Regions from separate parts of the Homo sapiens genome. Here region 2 is linked to region 1. The links are chromatin loops, found by intact Hi-C in ENCODE. Cell type or tissue: MCF 10A. All regions are shown on one strand. Each heading gives the region's core, and the rest is flanking DNA. Links, peaks and the distances in the headings are about the cores only.

Evidence for each region. Peaks named below come from ENCODE experiments on the same cell type or tissue, not always from the same donor. Only the 100,000 strongest peaks of a DNase experiment are listed, where the experiment ranks them.
Region 2: it touches region 1 in a loop (2.4-fold over the local background); 2 of 110 quality-filtered maps call a loop at or near these places.

Annotation. Positions count from the first base shown.
Region 1 is chr11:95,516,206-95,528,314 of GRCh38, forward strand. LOC105369440 (a long non-coding RNA gene) reads right to left here and starts at 948. Exons shown (of 3, transcript XR_001748336.2): 1 at 873-948; 2 at 156-259. In MCF 10A, for the core only: no CTCF peak of the experiment used is centred there; DNase peaks (open chromatin) are centred at 5,196 and 6,866.
Region 2 is chr11:95,578,793-95,589,103 of GRCh38, forward strand. No RefSeq gene overlaps it. Among named protein-coding and RNA genes, the nearest start is that of FAM76B, 210 kb to the right of the region's middle. In MCF 10A, for the core only: no CTCF peak of the experiment used is centred there; no DNase peak of the experiment used is centred there.

The sequences.
Region 1 (12,109 bases), core at 1,605-9,604:
TTTTGGCTTTCCAAACCATTTGAATAAAATAACTCTGAATTGTTCTTCTTTCTACTTGGCACCAAGATGGATAGAAAAGGCTCTGTGAGATTTCTTTCCATAGTGAGAAGGATTATGGCCAAGCTATTTATTAGCCTCAAAAGGAAGATGCATACCACGTGCTTTTAAGCTGCATGCTGCTGTCCACCGGTGTCTAGGTCTTGTTCCCACATGGAATGCATACATAAATGTTCATATTCATCACACATCAGAAGAATCCCTTTTTGTATGCATGGGGGGAGAAGGAGACACTTACATTGGCATAATTTAGAAACATGGAGGAAGAGCCCTTCTTTTCCCAAAATAACCTCTCCAGCTTTGTTCTGACTCCTACTATTCCTTTAATACCAGATAAAGTCCTCTAGTCTGCAATTTGTTATAGAGCTTAAAATGCAAACCAAGAGTGGGGGAGCCTGGGTAGCGTATATTCATACAAAGATGTGAATTAATATCAGATCTTTTTTCTTAAGAGCTATTTTTTTAATAGGGAAAAGAAACCCCAAGATCCTTGAAGTAAGAGGAACTTTAAAAGGAGAAATAATGTTTATTGACCACCTGCTTTATGCCATGTAATGTTCTGGGATTTTGCCTATGGAGTATATCTTTTATAACTCCAAAAACACTCTGAAGGATATGAAAGATTGCCTTTTGTACTGAGCTACATCTGCCCAACTCTTAGTCATCCTAACCCATTTCCTAACCATAATGCATAATTCGACAAACATCTATAGACACTCCTCCCCCTTACACATGCACATAAACACAAGTATGTGCAGAGCATCTGGTATGGATCAGTAGGAACGTAAAAGCAGCATTACCCAACATATACTTACCCTAGTTTCCACTTGTCTCTATTTAGACACATGCAAAAAAGAGCCACTCTTTTATACCTGAGAAGGAGAAAGGAACTTTATATTTATGGTTGAGTCAGGGATGGCAGGGGAGAGAAAGAAAGCAGAGTATGAAGGGGATAGAATTGTGCCTATTCTTCCTCTGTACAAGACAGAGCCAGATAGTGTTTGTGTGTGTGCGCGCGTGTGTGTTTACATGCATGTATGTGTGTTTTCAATATATGAACGAGGGTGGATAATGCTGGTCAGCTTAAAAGCACGTGTTGAACTCAGCCATTAGACCCTAATAATGGCTTGACCAAAAACCTCCTTTCTAGGGAAAGAAATCTCACAGAGCCTTTTCCTTCGATTCTTATGCCATGTAGCAATAAAGAAAAATCCGTAGTTCTATTGTTAAAATAGTCTAGAAAAAAATTAAGTAAGGAGTAATTATTCACAGGCTCAGCATAGCAGCCCTCTCAAAAAGGAATTTTCTCTGGCTCACTTTGGGGGTTTTTGAACTTCATGTGGAGAGCAGTCAGAAAAGCAGCTGATTTAACTGTTCAAGAGAAATTTCATCATGCAGCTGAATTCAAGCACAGCTGTTGCTGGGCCTGAGTGACACATTGTGACAAAGAGTAGTATGCTCCATCCCCACCCCCATATCACTACCTCAGGCCCCAGGTACAATTAACTCCAGAAACACTCCAGCACCTGGAGGATCAGGAGGTTTGGGAGAGTGTAAAGGAAGTAGTCCAGATGTGGACATTGGCATTCTCAAGACGGGCTATGAGTGTGGAAAGCCTTTTTCCTCCTGCTTTGCAAACAGCCAATGGGGGACAGAAGGGAACTGGGGCCAAAGAGAAAGGACTGAGCTGATACCACCTGGTAACTACAGCTAACAGACCCTTATAAGGAAAATTGCAGGAAGCTCCTTCAGGGACTCTTCAGATACAGTAAGTCTCACTTCATGTCATTCACAGCCTCCTGGAAACTGTAACTTTAAGAAAGACAACATGTAACAAAACCCATTGTATCATAAGCTAATTGATAAAAGGAAGAGTTAATTCCTATGACATAGTTTTGGTCACAAAAACATCACTGGACTTCTAAGTAAAGACCAAAATACTTCTAATATTAAACATTGAAATAAATGTGAATTATATATACATTTAAGAAAGATTGATAGAACAAGTGAGACAATTATTTACCCAATTTTTCCAGTTCAGAGTAGCAGGTGACTGGAGCCTATCCAGCAGCTCAGGGTGCAAGACGGGAACCAACTCAGACAGGATGCCATTCCATCACAGGGCACATTCACATACACACTCACACTCATTCACACTGAGACGATTCAGACACACCAGGTGAACCTGATGTGCACAGCTTTGGGATGTAGGAGGAAACTGGAGTACTCAGAGAAAATTCAGGCAGACATGGGGAGAATGTGGGAACCTGTAAACTCCACACAGACAGTGGCGCCAACCAGGAATTGATTTTTTTTCTCATCAACGTTATAACAAAACATCGGTCATGGGAGACGTTAAGGCCCCTACCAGGCCCAAGGTAATAATCAGAGAGATTTAGGTGCCCTCCCATATCTTTTGTTGCCTGTACTCCAACTTCAAAAGCTCCCTCAACCTCAGCGTGCCTGGAGCTAGACTCTTTTTGTTGGTCATCAGGACAATTAAGAGAGGAGTGACCTCAGGCATACAGACCTCTGTAGCTCTTGGTGCTGCCACATGGCAAGCTTCCATATCCCTGTGCCTTGCAAAGCATCCATGAAACAGCTCTTCCTGAGTATCTGAATACCTGACACTCCCTCATAACCCGCACCCCACGGAACTCAGAAAGGAGCCATGAGGACTGGCCCAGGAGATAAATCCTATGAGAAATATCACCTTCTTCTTAGAATTATCCCTCTTCTCTGCCTCTAGTGCCTTAGAGTCCATTTGTCAGTCTGACTTTGCCCTTGGCCTAAGTTCTCTCATAGTCTTTCATGCAAATAGATTGTTGGCAGAGTCATCCATCCAACCTGCCAAATATACTCTGACATGTCTTAATCTCACCAGACACAATTTAGGTCAAGGTTAAGAAGACTAGTAAGATGAGATAGAACCTCACTAGTATCAAAAGACATGGCTGACAGTTTCAAAGTCTCTGGCCACATTGCTTTCTCCCTAATTACCTGAGGACCCTCATTCAAAGTATCCATGTTTGCAGAGTGTTCTTGAGATGGGGATGCAGCTTGTGTTTCCCTGCATCTGTTCTTTCATACAGGACATAATTGTTAAAATAGTGATACAACCAATAGAAACAATGACCTATGGTAGCAGCAAGATAGAACCAATTTATTCCAACTTAGAGAATAAGGTAAGATTTTACAGAAGCGGTAAATGTGCAGTTAGGCCTTTTAAACATGGGCAGAATATCAACAGGTGAATGAAGCAGTAAAGGCATTCATTATTTCACCCATTCTACCAACATTTATTAAGATTCCATTATGTGTCTAGGCACCAAGGTGTTCTAGGCACCAAGGACATGTGTGAATAGGACATCATTCCTGCCTTCAAAGGGCATGCAGTACATTCATCTTGGGCTGAAGATACAATGTAAGCAAAGGCACAGAGTTCCAGAGGTATGTGGCAAGTTCAGTGAACAATATGGCTAAGACCTAGGGTCCACTGTGTATGAAGGCAAGTAGGAAAGTACCAGGGAATACGAGGCAGGGAAAAAGTCTGGGGACAGAATACAGAGGATTTTAATATGGCAGTAATAAGTTGAAAGTTCATTATGTGGGCTATAATAAGTCATTAACAGTTTGGAGTTGAAAAAGGGCATGGTCAATTTCTATTTTAGTATAAAGCATTCCATTGGCCTCCTATTGCCTAAAAAATGTCAATGGCTTCACATTACTCATGGGTTTAAGACCAAAATCCTTAGACGGATTCAAAGGACTTGCAATGTCTCCCTTTCCTTGCTGCATGTGGACTTCAGTGATCTTGTATTATCACACCATGCCACTCCCCACCACAGGGCCTTTGCACAGTTTGTTTCATTTTTCAGTGAACCCGTTCCCCTTTACTTAATTAGCTTCTTCTCCTTCAGATCTCAGCTAAGTATTTCTTTGAGAAAGCTTTTCGTGACCTCTACCGTTAGTCCTTACTAGGTCTAATCCCTTAGTATATACACATAATAGATTTGTGATCTTTTGTTACTCTCTATGTCCTTCAGTAGGCTATAATCAATGGCAGAGACTCTGTTTTGTTCATTATTTTCTCTCCAGCGCCTACTACGGTGCCTGGCATATTGTAGACATGCAATAAATATTTGTTAAAAGGAAAGGAAAATAGAAAATCTTTTTAAAATAACATTGTAAAAAATGGTTGTGGGTGAGGGGTTTGGCTGTAAGCGTTGCAATCACAGAAGAGGCTTCACCCACTGACTTCATAGTCAGGCATGCAGTTGTAAATTAATAATAAACTCTCCATGTGGCAGCCATGGAATCATCAGAGTGTTAAGTCTTTCTCTAGCAGCTGATTAGGCTGAATTCATGGGCTGATTAATCTGTCTCTCCAAGAATCATCTCAGTCCAACGCCTGGGTACGAAAAGGCCCTATTGTTTTCCGTTGGTTAATTAAGTGCAATGGCCGGTCACAGATCAGAAAAGCGAAGGTATCATATTGAGTGAGAATGTGCAGAGAGTGGAAATGCAGTGTATTTTAACTGTGTGTGAATAAAGGGGTTAACATTAAAATTACAGAAAAGAGACAGCCCTAGGAAAATTGCTTTATCACAACTGTCTCTGAAATTGTGAAGGGTTAGAATAAGTGGGATGATGAATCTGTGCTTCTCCCTTCCCGCTGATGACTGCATGAGAGGAAATGGGCTCAATCTTCAGGGAGAGAAATTTGAGCAAATTATTTCTCAACAAATTTCCAGAGGAAGTGTGTAAAGTCTTTGTCTCTGGATAAAGAATAAAGGAAAACTGGTAACTATCACTGCTCTGCTGATGAGCATTGTCCTGCCTTAGAATGGTGTGGGTGGTGAGGAAGGTACACACCGTTCCCCTAACCAACACTTCCAATATTAGGATTTTGTTGCCATGCAGGGTTCTGAAGCCATAGAATGACGGCTCTGCATGACATTCCTTGTTTTAATCTGGTAATGCTTTGCAAACCCCATGAATCATCAAATATGCCATGCTTGAGAGATTTTGACAAGTTTTATGAGTCCACCTAGTGCTATTTATTTTTGTTCTCTTTCATTCCTTCTCTGTGGGGAGGAGCACTTTCAAGGGCATCCTTCACAGAATTGGCCAGATGCCATGGTGGCAAATCTAAGTTCTATCATCCTGAGGCAAGAAGTAGCACGTTTTGCTCTTGCCAACTCCTTGGTATGGCATTAACATGACGGATGGAGCCAGCTATTTGCACAACCAGTAACCAGGGCAGATTCTAGGAACTGGGGGTGAGAAGATAAGACACTCCTTTTAAACATAAATATCCCGGGAGGGGTGTCCCAGATCCATGTGTTTGTTGGGGATCTACCTGTTACAGTTTTACGATTCACCCACAGGCTCTATTCAAAATATTTCCAGCATGGCACAGTGCCTGAATTATCTTCCATGATAATTCCTTCTTTGGGGCCTGGCATTGAAGGAACTGCGAATAGGCAAAATCACTATATGGAAGTAGTAGCAAAATAGTGCTATGAGTTTTATCATTTAAGTATTAGTTTAATTGGCTTAATTATCTAAGTCTGTATTGTCCAATTGAGTGGTCACCAACCACATGTAGCTACTGTGCACCTGAAATGTGACTAGTGACTAAATCATCACCGTCTCTTTCATTTTAATTTCATGAGATTTTGATTAATACTAAATCCCAAAACAGAGTGGGGAATCTATGGTCCGTAAGTTTGAGAAATTAGGTATTTTTTAAAAATTAACATCATTCTATATTGCGCAATTTTTAACATGCCAATGTTCAATTTGTCTTTCTCAGAAGGGGATGTCATAGGCAATTTAACAATGATACCTAACCACGGAATAAATTTTGTTGTTTCCATAGGATATCTTGAGGAATACCATTTGGGAAATAACTCTCCACTTGGAAAGGACCAGGAAACAATAGTCAGGCAGAGAGCACCGAGATCTATGCCTTTACTGAGAGAAGATGTGTCTCAAAAGCAGAGCCCTGGGCTGTGAGCTGCAGGGAGTTAGGACTCAGCTTCCTTGCTATGTACGTGTTCGTGTGGTTTTGAGGAACTTTGACATCCCACCAACTTCACCTATCACGTTCATCCCAGCCTAACCTTAGTGTCACTTTTCCTCTTCCAAGGGATGAGTGGGTTTGACCAGCTGAGCTATATGATGTTTTCCAGGTTTAAAATTCTATGGTTCATTCATTCTGATGCAAATCTTTGAAATTTCCTACTTTTTTTTTTAACACTTTCAACCCCTAATTGGATAGTGTCTAAGTAAGTCAGAATATATGCCAAGGTGGATCACAGAAATGTTTTTCTCCTTTGAATACCTCCTAAATTTAAGGGAGGAAAGCAGACCATGAGGAAAAGCATACAATCCTGGGGGAACCAAATATACCACCTTGGTTTGTGAGACCAAACCAGAAAGGAGAATGTAGAAACTTGAAGAAAAGATAAAGCCATTACTTGTAAGGAAGCAAAGTGGTCTGCAGGGACTTTAGATGATAGAGTTTATCTCGATGATAATTTCTAATTCACTGATAGACCAGGAGCAGAGAGTGGCTGGTGAGGTATCTATGTGTAATTGAAAGTGGCATGATTAGAATCAGAGGTACCAATCGTCGACCATAGCAATTATCCAACTGAGAGGTGTTGGCCAAGGAGCATGTTTAAGTCTTTGGCTTGGACAACCAGGAAGATGGAGATGGGAGGTATTCATTCCAGGAAAGAGAAAGTAATGAAGACTGAGCAGGCCTAGATAATAGTAGCTTCAAGTTAGGACATGTGGACTTTGAGATGGCTGGGACACTGTCCAAGTGGTGATGCATAGTAGGAAATTAGGGATCTAGATCTGGATGTTAACAAAGAGGACTTACCAAGAGATAGTCGATATTAGAAGGGAAACGGCTCACTGAAGAGGCAGTGTAGGGTAATGGTTAAGAGAGGGACTTTAGGAACTCTAACACTTCCTTGCTGTGTAACTTTGACCAAGTTACTCTACTTCTTTACGCCTCAGCTTCATCATCTATAAAATAACTGTTTAGTTTTTACCCAACAGAGTCATTGTGATGATTAAATAATGTAGAACATGTAAAAGAATGCATGGCATTCCTAATAAACATTATCGTTACTATTTTCTCCTTTTCGAAGATAAGGAAAATAAAGCTAAGAGTGGGTATATAATTGGCTGACTGTGACACAACTACTAAGTGGCAGTGTTGAGATTCAAGTCCAGTTCTTCCTGAGACATATCCAATGTCCTTTCCACTATATCACTGCAGCCAAAAACTTCAACCATTCAATGCATCACTCCTCATTTGTGAAGTGGGAACATAACCATATGTACTTTATAGGGTTAATATAATATTTATAAAGCATTTAGAACAATGTTTGGGACATTTTATGTGCTGTCGAGTGTTGCTATTATTAGTAGTAAGTAATAGCAATAATAAACACTAAAAACATTTTTCCTACACTCTGCTGTCTGGTAAAATAAAAGTGCCTCCATTTTAAACTAACTCAAGCAAGATATATTTGGGCTAGAATGGGGTAGGTTGAAGGAATCAGCAGGGGTGGGTCCGGTGTTCCCTTTGCATCAGGAAAAGATGAATCCTAGGAACATTGTGAAGGAGCTGAGTGGCGCCGGCAAGGCCCAATTCTTTGGTCTGAATACATGGGCTTGGGAGGGGGTGGGTAAAGTAGAAAGAATTCAAATCTGCACATCTCCAGTGACAGTTGCCACATTTGGGATCAACTGAAACACACTTTCATCCAAGTACTAACCAGGACCAACCCTACTTAGCTCCGGAGATCAGACGAGATCGGGTGCTTTCAGGGTGGTATGGCAGTAGACCTGAAACACACTTTCAAAAGGAATAAATACCTCTAAAAAAATAAGGCTTGGAAGATAGGCATATGGAAAAATGAGGCCAGGGATACAGAAAAAGTACAAGTCAAAATAAATCTGACTCCTGACTTCCTGCTCTCTGATCTGCTCATGTAGCTTCAAGATTTGTTTATGATTGTTTGCGTAGTTGAGAATCTCTGGGGTTTTTTGATTGTTTTTCATTACAAAATTCAACACAGCGGGATACAAGTTTTATGCTTCTATTCCCATTTTGTCAGGAAAGAACAGAGTGAAAACTTTTTAATCTCCCCCCGCCCCCACTATCAACATCGCTGAGATGATTTAATGCCTCATAACAGAAGTAATTTTGTGATAATGACACAAAGGCAGCAATTAAAAAATATTGTTTGTTTCGGGGCCTATAAATTGGCTGTTGGTAATTGACAACAGAATGTGTTTTCTAATCCTCTGAAATGATATCTTATTGCAAGCTGGCATGGTAATTACTGTATTTGTACAGTACCAGAGGAGTTCCAGCCTGAGTTTGACAGGGAGTTGATTAAATCACCCAGGTGTAATTGAAGGTTTTGATTGCATTGCCTCTGAGCTGATCAGCATTAGTAATAGCCTGGCTTTCTGCTGTCATGTGTTTTTAGAGCTGGTGGTATATCAGCCCTTTCAATCTCCCTCCCAGCTCTCAGCCTCTGTTGTGCCAATGTCAAGAGAGAGCCAAGAGAGCTTCTCAGCACAGAAAAAATGAGAACAGACAGCAGATCCCTGGTGCTGGACCTGAATGACATCATTTGAAACAAAAAAGAAACCTGTTTCTAACTGCCTGCTTTGTTTCTTTAGATGGAGAGGACAGGGACTATGGTGGTCACAAGATGTGGCTTGCACATGGCCTAGTCAGTGCAACATAAGGACGTATGTCATGTAACGCAAGAAAAGGGCTTCTGCTCATAATTTGCTCCTTTGGTGATTTCAAATTTTTAAAGGATCACTTCTCAAGAAGGAGAATTGAATTTGTCAATCTTAAATGCAACATTTTAGTCAGTTATCAAGAGAGATATCCTGACTCTATGCTATGAAGAACCTTTGATTTTTTTGGTATTATTCCATTTACTTACGTGGTATTTTTCCATTAACTTACGTGGTTGGTATTATTCCATTTACTTACATGGTATTTTTTGAGTGATGTTTCAGAAAGCACTTTGCAAAGGAGAAGGACAGATAAGATACATTAATAAACTCCAATACAAAGCTGAACATGATAAAGCCCTTACAAACAGTATAAACTAATTGAGATAGAAGAAGTACAGAAAATATTCGTGTCTTACAAATTTACTGGCCATCAGCTAAGATTATCTATGATAAGAAGGTGAATAAGGTTTTTTCCCCTTTAAGATTTTATAGTCTGATCAAGAAAACAAAAGTTACAAGAATAAAATGATAACAGCTATTATTTTTTACTTTTTGTGGATTATTTCTCAGTTTTCATAAGAACCTCTGTGGTAGATGCAACTTTTATTTTCATTTCACAGATAAATAAAATGGATTAAATAGCAGAGAAATTAAATAATATCTCCAAAGCAGAATTGGAAACTGGTAAATTTGCAATTTGAGTCAAGGTCTTTTATAATAACCTGGCAAAATAATCATTATTCCCATTTACAAATAAGAAAATGGGGGCAGGAGAGATTAAGCAAATTGCCCAAGTTCAGCCATTAAAAAGCAGTCAAGCATAACCATAATCCAAAGCAGAGATAAATAGATGATTTAGCATATCCAAGAAATGTGCTATGTGAGCACCAAGAAAGGAGGAAATAATTCAAATTGTGGTTAATCAAGGCAGCCTTCATAAAGGGTTCAGCTTTTGAGTTGAGATGTGAGAATGACAGATTGAGAGATCAAGAGGTTAAAAAGGTTTCTTGACATTGGGGAGGGCAAATACTAACGAAGCAGGGTTCTTTGCTACCTGTCATCATCAAATTCAATAGAAAAGTTGGACAAAAAGAAGAGAAATTAAAAAAAAAATTTCTGGCACAGTTGGGAATTTCAGAATCTCTGTGGAACTGCTTTTCCCACTCCCACCCCTCCCCTCCTGTTAGTGTAAAACACTGAGCACTGGTTACAGAATCTAGATCTCTTCCTTCCATTTATTATCTTGGGTAAATAGTCTCCAAGCCAGCTCCAGCCCTGTTTTCTGGAATGGGTTAAAGCTTGAAAGAATATCCTTTTTTCAGAATTCTGTACTTTTTTTAGCTTCGAGAGGAAAACGGAACCCGGGATCAAAGGGCTACACATGCTCAAGTGCGCACTCAGACCTCGAAGACATTGGGTCACTTCTGGGGAAGGTTAGAAGAATGTAATGGGAGTACGTTGGCACTTGGAGGTTCCAGGTAGACATTCCAGTATGTCTGAATGTTGCTTCTGATGTGAACACTAGAGGGGTGAAGGTTTGGGAAGAGTCCTCCTTACTAGGATGACATCTGTGGGTAGATCTGGCTCTAGTCAGCCTTTAGAAGCCAGCATTCATTATCTGAATTTGTTTTCTCAGCGTCTCTGCTGGTGGGACTCAGCTTCCTCTCCTTTCTAGCTGCATGTCAGGGTACCACCATATGTTCACCCCTCTGCAGTGCCATGCCATGCCATTGGAATGTAAGGCAAAAGGAAACATCTGTAGTACTGATCATACCTTTACTTATGTTCGTCATAGAGTATTAATTTAGATTTTGATTTAAGGTGCCCCTTTATATTTTGTGCCCAAAGCTAGTGCCTCTCTTGCTTTACCCTAGTTCCCACTGACCCCTTCTACAAAGGACTGAAGAATGACTTGGTCCACATTAGCACAGAAAATGGCAAGATTCCAAAATGTTCTTGGACTAGCCTTTACCAGATATTTTGCCTAGGAAACAAAGCCCAGCTTGGGGGTCATTTTTTGTTGTTGTTGTTGGAGTCTTGCTCTGTTGCCCAGGCTGGAGTGCAGTGGTGCAATCTTGGCTCACTACAAGCTCCACCTCCTGGGTTCACGCCATCCTCCTGCCTCAGCCTCCCGAGTAGCTGGGACTACAGGCACTCACCACCACGTCCGGCTAATTTTTTTTTTTTTTTTTTTTTTGTATTTTTAGTAGAGACAGGGTTTCACCGTGTTAGCCAGGATGGTCTCAACCTCCTGACCTTATGATCCACCTGCCTCAGCCTCCCCAAGTGCTAGGATTACAGGCCTGAGCCACTGCGCCTAGCCCTATTCTTTATTCAATATGCTCAACTCTTAGGAATCAAGTCTAGGTCTTCAACTAGCTTTCTGAAGACCTGATGGACTAAGACTTGATTAGTGACAAGAATTTTGTTCTACTACTCAAGTTATTAGAAGGGTCATAGGACATCTCACACCCAGATCCCACTGCCACCTCACTCTGTTAGGTTCTCCTGTTATTGTTTGCAGTTGTGTTTTGGCAACAAGACACCAGATCCCTACAAATACTGTTAGACTATACATATGTAGTCATAGTATGTGGAGAATAACAGAAATATCGACTAATATAGTGACTAGTTTATTCTCTTTGGGGAATAAATACATGGATAAATAAGTGAACAAATGGAAAAAAATATGACAGAGATGTAGGGCATTCCAGGAATCTTCTATGATATGGCTATCGGTCTATGCTAGTTTGCATGCCTACAATGACAGCACACTCACTTACATAGTAATCTTAAAATAGTAAAGATGCTATTATAGGATAGCGGTGATCACATATTTAATCAGCACCCACTCTACTTAGCTGTGCAATGGACATTTAATTTTTTAATTTTTTAAATTTTTTTATTTCTATAGGTTTTTGAGGAACAAGTGGTATTTGGTTACATGACTAAGTTCTTTAGTGGTGATCAGTGATATTTTAGTGCACCCATCACCTGAGCGGTATACATTGAACCCAATTTGTAGTCTTTTATCCCTCACCTCCCTCACACCCCTTCCCTTGAGTCCCCAAAGTCCACTGTATCATTCTTATGCCTTTGCATCGTCATAGCTTAGTTCACACTTATGAGTGAGAATATAAGATGTTTGGTTTTCCATTCCTGAGTTACTTCACTTAGAATAATAGTCTTCAGTTCCATCCAGCTGCAAATGCCATTAATTTGTTCCTTTTATGTCTTAGTAGTATTCCATCATATATATATTTCT
Region 2 (10,311 bases), core at 287-8,286, 61 kb after region 1:
AAAAATTAACCAGACATGGTGGCAGGCACTTGTAATCCCAGCTATTAGGGAAGGTGAGGCAGAAGAATCACTTTGAACCCGGGAGGTGGAGGTTTCAGTGAGCCAAGATGGCACCACTGCACTCCAGCCTGGGTAACAGAGCAAGAATCTGTATCAAAAAAAAGAGTCTTAGAACCACAATAGTTTAATGAAGAGGGCCCACGAGACACAACCTTAAGATTCTTAGAGACCTTTTTGTTTAACTCTGAGGATCTATAAGGCATGAGACAAGGTCATCTGGTGGTGCTCATTTGGGTGACCTTTAGGATTCAGATGGCTTCACTTGCTTGTTGTTACATTGGCAGAGATTGCTGGAATGCTAGGCTTAGTTGGGACTGTTGTCCCAAGTGCCTACACATGACCTCTCCATCATGGAAGCTTCAGAGTGGCCAAATTTCTTTTTTTCTTTTCTCTCTCTCTTTTTTTTTTAGTTCTTATAAGAAAATACGAAAGAAATTTTTTTTAATTTTTTAATTTTTTAATTTCAATAGATTTTGGGGAACAGGTGGTATTTGGTTACATGAATAAGTTCTTTAGTGGTGATTTCTGAGATTCAGGTGCACCCATCACCCAAACAGTGTACACTGTAACCAATGTGTAGTCTTTTATCCCTCGCCACTCCCCACCCTTTCCCCTGAGTCCCCAAAGTCCAATGTATCATTTGTATCCTCATAGCTTAGCTCCCACATATGAATGAGAATATAAAATGTTTGGTTTTCCATTCCTGAGTTATTTCACCTAGAATAATACTCTCCAGTTTCTTCCAGGTTGCTGTGAAAAAAGTGACCAGATTTCTTACATGGCAGCTTAGAGTTTCCAGAGAAGGCATTCCAGGAAACATAGCAGAAGATGCATGGTCTTTCATAATCTAACCTCACAAGTCACATGGTGTCACTCCTACTGTTACTCTCAATGGCAGGAGTGTCAAAGAATATGAAGACGTACTTAAAACTACCAGAGCAGTCTATAGGGATGGCCTTCCGGAGAAAGGGATTTCTAAACACAGACTTGAAAAGAACAGGAATTGGGCGAAGAGATAGGGTGGATGGGGAAGGACGTTCAAGGCAAAGATGAAGGCAGAAGTAAAGCATAGACCATGAAGGATTGAAAAGGCCTTGTGGAGTTGTAGTATATGAGACTGCAGTGGAGGTGTAAGCAGCAGCCTTATGGAAAAGAGTTACCAGATTTGCTCTTACATATGGGCAAGAGAGGACTTTACTCTGGGCTGCACACTTTATTTTTTTTCTGTCAGAAAATATTTATTTATTTATTTATTCATTTATTTATTGCTTGTACTCTTTTATTATTATTATTATACTTTAAGTTCTATGGTGCATGTGCACAACGTGCAGGTTTGTTACGTATGTATACATGTGTCATGTTGGTGTGCTGCACTCCTTAACTCGTCATTTACATTAGGTATATCTCCGAATACTCTCCCCCACTCCCCGTGTGTGTCCCCATCACATGACAGGCCCTGGTGTGTGATGTTCCCCACCCTGTGTCCAAGTGTTCTCATTGTTCAATTCCCACCTATGAGTGAGAAGATGCAGTGTTTGGTTTTCTGTCCTTGCGATAGTTTGCTCAGAATGATGGTTTCCAGCTTCATCCATGTCCCTACAAAGGACATGAACTCATCATTTTTTATGGCTGCATAGTATTCCATGGTGTATATGTGCCACATTTTCTTAATCCAGTCTTATCATTGGTGGACATTTGGGTTGGTTCCAAGTCTTTGCTATTGTGAATAGTGCTGCAATAAACATATGTGTGCATGTGTCTTTATAGCAGCATGATTTATAGTCCTTTGGGTATATGCCCAGTAATGGGATGGCTGGGTCAAATGGTATTTCTAGTTCTAGATTCTTGAGGAATCGCCACACTGTCTTCCACAATGGTTGAACTAGTTTACAGTCCCACCAACAGTGTAAAAGTGTTCCCATTTCTCCATATCCTCTCCAGCACCTGTTGTTTCCTGACTTTTTAATGATCATCATTCTAACTGGTGTGAGATGGTATCTCTTTGTGGTTTTGATTTGCATTTCTCTGATGGCCAGTGATGAGGAGCATTTTTTCATGTGTCTGTTGGCTGCATAAATGTCTTCTTTTGAGAAGTGTCTGTTCATATCCTTTGCCCACTTTTTGATGGGGTTGGTTGATTTTTTCTTGTAAATTTGTTTAAGTTCTTTGTAGATTCTGGATATCAGCCCTTTGTCAGATGGATAGATTGTAAAAATTTTCTCCCATTCTGAAGGTTGCCTGTTCACTCTGATGGTAGTTTCTTTTGCTGGACTGTACACTTGAAAGAGCCCTCCTAGATACTCATTCATCCATGGCTCTCTCCTTGATATGAGGAGTCCTATACTAGAGTCAAGAAGACTTGGCCACCTAGAAATGATGTCCCTTTCTAGACTAGGACGCTGAAATAACCGAGACCCTGAAATTCCCTTGCCCAGTGACTGCACAAACCTAGGAAGTCACCAAGAGGTAGCTATTTTGGAGGACAGTAGATAGAAGTTGGACATGACAGCTGGGGTGTCCTCGTGCTGGTGTACAAGGCCCTCTGCAGTGTTAGGTAAAGAGATAAGAGATAAGGCAAGAGCTGCAGGTCTCCCAGTACTACAGTGTTCTGGCCTGGAACTCTGAGGAGCTCAAGAATTCTAAATTTGAACCAGGCCTTCTAAGCCCTTATACATTTATATTTGTCAAGGCATTCAGGTAGAGCATATTTTAAGAACAGTTTGATAGCTTGATTTATAACCTTACATATGGCATTTTGGCTCTATTTGTACTATTATCCTGGGAGCTTCAAGAGGCCTGAAGATTGTTTACACCAAACTAAGTAGTTTATATTACATCTTGAGGGCAATGTGGAATATTAAAAGATTTTAGTCAAACAAGTGTTATTGGTTTACTGATATTTCACAAGAACCCAGAAGGAAACCCATCACACTGCAGACACATAGTAAATATTTTTGAGTGAATGAATTACCATTTGAATTTTAGAAAGATCACTCTGGTGCAGTGTGGGGAATGTTTTGGAGAAGAACAGGATTGGAAATGAAGAGACTAGTTAGAAGGCTCTAGAAGTAACTCAAGATAAGAGGTGTTGATGTCCCTAACCCAGTTGTGGATATTAGGATGAATAGAATTGGAAAAACACACACACATCTACTGTTGTGTTTGTCACACTATGTTATAATATTTTTCCTATGGGCCCATCTCCCATAACAACTATGACATCCTTGAGAATAAGCCATTACTTCCTCACCACATTATTCTCAATGCCTAAAATTGGCATATGGTAGCCATTTGAAAAAGATTTATTGAATTAACTGATTAATGCGTGAAAGGATTATAATTTGTAATTCTCACAACGACCTTATGAGATTTCTTTATTTGGTTGAGAAAACTAAGTCTTGGAGAGATTAAATAACTTGGAATAAAATCTGAGCATCCACATTGTCCACAAAACCCAAAATGATCTGGCCTCTCCAACATCACCTATGCAACATTCACTCTCATTCACTCCATTCCAGCTACACTTGCTCATTTTTCCTTACCCAATGGCTATCTCACTTTTTTGGCACTTGTTTTATTTCCTCTGCTCTTTCCTTCAGCTCTTTGCTTTCCCTGGCCATTTTCACAACTTGGCTCAGATGTCACCTTTCCGGAAAGGTCTTCCCAGGCTACTCAGTATAAGACAGATCTTTCCAAACAAGAGTCAGAGTAAATCACACTCCATCCTATTACCTTATTTTACTTTCTTCATAGCTACTACACTATATGAAATGACCTTGCTTATGATGTATGATGTATTTATTGTTAGCCTTTCTTTCCCACAAGAAAATAATCTCTTTGAGGGCAGGACTTGCCTATCTCTTTAGGAACTGATACACCACCTGACACATAATAGACAATCGGTAGGTATTTAGCATCCATTAATGACTGGATGAATAAATGAATGAATGAATGATCTTGAGAACTTCATAAGGTATGGAGGCAAGATTTGAACACAGCATCATCTGATTACAGAGTCCTTGCTTCTGCCCATGCCTCTCATGCAGCTTCATGAAATCCCATAATCACAGGACCATCTGTCTTATTCACCACTATATTTCCAGCTCTAAATCAATGTGTGGCATATGATAGGTGCTTAATAAATATTTTGTGGATGAATTAAATATGAATTAACGTGACTGTTTTAAAGAACCTGCCTCATTACTTTATAATCACATGGTAAACAGGGTTACTATTACCTTGACCAGGACACCAGGAATATAGTGGGGTTTTATGACTGTTGACAAAATACACAAGACTATGATTCTAACTGTCCCAACACTGTCAAGCTGCGTTATCAGGAGACACATTAGAAACTCTTATAATTGTCCAGGCAAGAGATGATGAGAATCCGAACTAGGACTGTAGCACAGGGGATGACAAGGAGGAGCTACGGATTCAAGAAAGTGTTAGGAGTAAAACAGGCTGGGCTAGGGGATTTATTGAGTGTGGTGTGTGGGGGAAAAAAGTAGCCTTCAAGCTTCATACTGAGTGTGCAAGCCGGATTACAATGAGTTGATGGGTAGCTACATTCTGGAACATGGAATAAGTAAGGTGGGGTGGAGATTAGAATATAATTTGGGGATTCAAGGAAATGTCAACATCGAATGGGAGATAGTAGAGCATATTTGTAAATTTCTTAGAATCAGATGGGATTCAGAGCAAGAAGATACAAGAAAGAGAGATTGAATGATGGAGCAAGGCCCATAGATGCTTTGAAACTGTTTAATAGTCCCTGTGTGTACCTAAATGCATGTATGGTGTTTATCCAGGAGAAATGGTTTTTAAAATAAGGTTGCTCATTTCTTGCCTTTCCTAGGCTGCAAAGAACACACAACTAACAGGTGATATAGAATTTGAAGCTTAAAGACCAAGTCTACTCTAGGAGTTACTGTTCCAAATGCTTTTCTCAAGGAGATAAATTACCGAATTAGAAATAATGCAGGTTGGGCTCAGTGGCTCACGCCTATAATTCCAACACTTTGGGAGGCCAAGATGGAAGAATTTCCTGAGGCCAGGAGTTTAAGACCAGACTGGGCAACATAGTGAGACCCCATCTCTACACAAATAAAAATAAAAATAAATATTTACTGGGTATGATGGTGTACACCTGTAGTCCTAGCTACCAGAAAGGCTGAGACAGGAAGATTGCCTGAGCCCAGGAGTTCAAGGATGCAGTAAGCTAGGCGCAAATGCACTCCTGCCTGGGTGACAGAGCAAGACTCTGTCTTCAAAAGAAAAAAAAAAGGAAAAGAATAATGCCTTATTAAAGAGAAAGTACGGTTCTTTGAAAATTTTTTATTTCATTTTAAGAAGTTCTTGGCAGTATTAAAGTTTCTGATCTATCTTAGTCATACTAGGAACATGAATCACCACATACCTTCTTCTTGCGTGTGTGTGTGTGTCTGTGTGTTTGTATTTGTGTGTGTGTACAATCTTGAGAATCAGAACAACATTTTGGCCAAAGACTGACTGCATAAATGATGGTGGCCCCATAAGATTATAATGGAGTTGCAACATTCCTAGCACCTAGCGACACTGTAGCTTTAGTAAGATCGTAGCAGAAGGCATTACTCATGTGTTTGTGGTGATGCTCATGTAAACAAACTTACTGTGTTGCTAGTCATATAAAAGTAGAACACATACAGTTATGTATAGCATACAACACTTGATAAGGATAATAAACAACTATGTTGTTACTGGTTTATGTATTTGCTATACTGTAATTTTAATTATTATTTTAGAGTACCCTTCTTCTACTTACAAAAAAATTTAAAAAGTTAATTGTAAAACAGCCTCAGGCAAGTACTTCAGGAGATATTCTAGAAGAAGGCATTGTTATCATGGGAGATGACAGCTTCATGTATGTTAGCGCCCCTAGAGACAACCCAATGGAAAAAGATGTGAAAGTGGAAGACAGTGATGTTATTTTTAACCCTGATCCTGTGTGGGCCTATGCTAATGTGCGTGTTTGTGTCTTAGTTTTCTAACAACATCTTTTAGAAGTTAAAAAAATTTTAATACAAAGAAGCTTACAGAAAAAGGATATAAAAAGAAAATATTTTTGTACAACTACATCATATTTATGCTTTAAGTGTTATTACCAAGGAGTCAAAATTTTTTTTAAAAAATTTAAAGTTTATAAAGCAAAAAAGTCACAGTAATCTAAGGTTAATTTATTATTGAAAAAGAAAATTTAAAATATGGTACATATTTTACATGGAATATGGTACATATTGTACATGGAATACAATGCAGCCATAAAAGATAACAAGATCAAGTCCTTTGCAGGAGCGTGGTTGGAGTTGGAGGTCATTATCCTTAGCAAACTAATGCAGGAAGAGTAAACCACAAAGCACATGTCCTCACTTATAAGTGAGAGTTAAATGATGAGAACATACAGACACAAAGAGGGAACACTGGGGCCTACCTGAGGGAGGAGGATGGGAGGAGGAAGAGGAGCAGAGAAAATAAAATAACTATTGGGCACTAGGCTTAGTACCTCGGTGACTAAATAATCTGAAGAAAAGAAAAAAACCATGACACAAGTTTACCTATAAAACAAATCTGCACGTGTAGCCCTGAACCTAAAATAAAAGTTAAAAGAGAAAATTTAAAAATAAATTTTAGTATAGCCTAAGTGGACAGTGTTTATAAAGTCTGCAGTAGTATACAGTAATGTCCTAGATATTCACATTCACTCACTACTTATTCACTGACTCACCCAGGGCAACTTCCAGTCATGCAAACTCCATTCATGATAACTACCCTGTGTAAGTGTACCATTTTTGAATATTTTATACTGTATTGTAATTGAACCTTTCTATATTTAGATATGTTTAGATACACAAATACTTACCACGGTGTTACAATCGCCTGTAGTACTCAGCACAGTAACATACTATACAGGTTTGTAGCCTAGGAGCAATAAGTTATACCATGTAGCCTAGCTGTGTAGTAGGCTGTACTATCTAGGTTTGTGTAAGCACCCTCTAAGATGTTCACACAATGATGAAATCACCTAACAATGCATTTCTCAGAACGTGTCCCTGTTTTTAAGGAACGCATGACTATAGATAGATAGATAGATGATAGACTATGATAGAGATGATAGGTAGATAGATAGATGATAGATAGATAGATATATAGATAGATAGATAGAAAGTAGATAAATGAATGAACCTATCTGAAATAAAAAGACTGTAAATTAGTGTAGTTTATTAATTGGTTTACTCCTCTAGACACAGAACAGGGTAGGCAGGCACAGAAGCAGAGCCCCTCCAAGCCCAGCAGCGGTCTTTCCTGGGCACATGGCTAAGGCAGCTTGGAGCCACATCACATGCCTTTCTCCTGAACTTTCACAGGAGATTAGCTTTTGCTTCTTGGGTAACTGAATAAGTGGAAAGAAAAGATGTTTGTAACTAACACCAAAGAAAAGTCCATTTGTTCTCAAGACACTGAGTGTGTTGTTCAACCCAGTGAGTTCATGTATGCATTTTCTTGGACCCTGCAAGGGTCATAAAGGCAGCAGGGTGACAAGCCACTTGGTTCAAGTCATGCCCATTCAGGCTGCCCCCAGGGCAGTATTAACTTAGGCAGTTGCTTTTTTCCTTCTCTGGGTTTAAAAGAAAAAAGACTCAGAAGAATGTATATATGCATCTTGCTTCTTTGCTCACTTGCGCTCTCTCTCTCTCTCTCTCTCTCTCTGTCTCTCTCTCCTGCCACTGCCTTTGGGACAGTGATGACCTCAGCCTTCCTCATTCTCAATACTAACTTTTCTTTCTTATTTTGACGTTGGGGCCCAGGGGCAGTGCTGCTGGCAGAGATGAGCCCAGCTTGAAAACAGAGAGTCCTCCAGCCCCACCCTGGAGCTCAGCTCTCCCGATACCATGGGAAAATGGGGAGAGCAATAAGAGTCTCAAGGAGCCAAATCTAATCTACATACTCAGGATCAGGAATTCTAATCCTTGATTCAATCTGATTGCTGCTGAGGGTCAAAATTGTGTAAGTACTTTAAGGTGAGGCCCAGTTATGGGGAGTTCTTATCCTAATAAGGCCCCGAATCGCATACAACCAATTAGATGAGAAAAAAGAAATCTCTCTTAATCAGTCATGTGTGCAAAGATTAATGCCCAAGGATAAGTACTGCCATATTATTTATAGACTCCAAAACTGGAAACAATCCTAAATATCTACAATATGGAATTGATTAGATATATGTGTGGAACATACCTACAGTGAATTTATGCAATCATTTAAAATCATGTAGTATTGAATATTTAACAATATAGGAAAATTCTCAACATAAGAACATGTAGTGGCTAATCCCAAATTATAGAAAATATGCAATTGTTTGCAAAAGGAAAGAAAAAGGAATATGTGGTAGGAAGTTTTTTTCTACTTGATTTTAAAATTATTTTTTCAAATAGTCAACAATAAGCTTGTCTAATTTTTATAAGCAGAAAAATAATACTATGTAAAATAAATCAATCATTTCTGATTATGGTGGTTCATATGAAAAAGAACAAAGTTTAGGGGACTATTCTTGTCTAACTTCTTGGAAACCAAGTAAATCAAACAATCAGCAAGAATTTACTATGGGAAACTGAGACACTGACAAAAAATGATTTGTATAGATTTGCATGGCAAGAACAGAAGGCTCACTTTCTCTTCAAGTCAGGACCTACTTCTAGAAGAATGTCTGGCATTAGTATTTAATGCCCTAGTGTTACCAGAAGTCAATCTATTATGCTTTCTCTTTTTCTGGTATTTGCATTTAAGTCTTATCTCCAGTAAGATCCTAAAGGCTCTATCATTTGTTAAGAAACTTCAGACATTGGTAAGTATATGGAAGGTGTGTGTAACTGGTTTTATAATGACAGCATTAGATACAGATTCAGAATCCTGGGCCTTGAGCCACTGCTTTGCTAGCTTACTAAATTATCTGAACTTCAGTTGCTTCATCTGCAAGATGGGGATGATGATAACTACCTCAGCATGTGGTCCTGAAGATTTACTCATTTAATTAAAAAGTATTTACTGAGAAGCTACTTTGCACTGTGCTGGACACTTAGGGTGTAATAGTATCAATCCCTGTCCTAACACAATTTACAGTCTAGTAGGAGACATAGGCAGATACAAAGAAAATTACAAGAGTGTGGCAATTGCTATGATGGTGGCAATGCAGCACTGTAGGAATACATAAGAATGAGAACTAATCCGAAAGAAGTGGTGATATCTAAAACAAAAGACAGAGTATGGGCAGAACTTTTCTAGGCAAAGATGGGCAGAAGACAGTCCCAGGAGAATTGAAAAAATATATTCTAAGGCCTAGAAATAACAATGGATAAATAAATACGTAAATTTAATGGAAATTAAGTAGTTTTAAAGTGATTGAACACATTTATCCAAACTGTACTAGAACACATGTACCCAAACTGTACTACTTACTAAGGCCCAAATGTTATAAGACTTTGTATTAAGTTATAATATACTCAAAATTTTACTTGATGACATATAAAGATGCAAAATGTTCATTTGTCAAAATTTGCTAATAATGGGTAGTGGAAAGAGCCTATGAATACATTGAATAATGTATCCGAAGATATCTTGGTATTTCAGATTCTAAAAAAAAAAAATAAGCAACATCTTTTTAAGTTTCTTGTCATCCTGAGTCATTTTCCTTATTTTTCCTGCTTCCAAATGCCCAGAGTTAGATGATGCATGGGCCATGCCCATTTTACAGCATTGCTTTGTGGCCAGATACAACTGCACACATAAAAACACAAGGAAGACGTGGCATGGGGGCCATATTTTAGGCGTTTTGTGGCCAGGAAGCTCATTATAAAAGAACAGTGGGTTGTGACAATGGTGTGGTAGAAGGGTAATATATAGGAGTAAGAGTTCCCGGTCTCACTCTATTTTGAGGTAGTGGCACCACCCAGATATTGTATTCAGCTGTGGGTATCACACTTTAAGAGGGCTATTGAGGATCTGGAACCCGTTCACCGTCAGGATGTAGAGAAGACTTGACAGTCTCAGGAGTAATGATGGAAGTAAAAGGGCAGCTTATTTGGAGGAGATGAACATAACAAGACAGGATATCTGTCTTCAAATAGAAAAGCAACAGTCATATGAAAAGAAGCACATTTACTCTCTGTGGCTCTGAAGTGTCACAGAGAACCACAGGAGAAATACTAATGAAAAAATTTC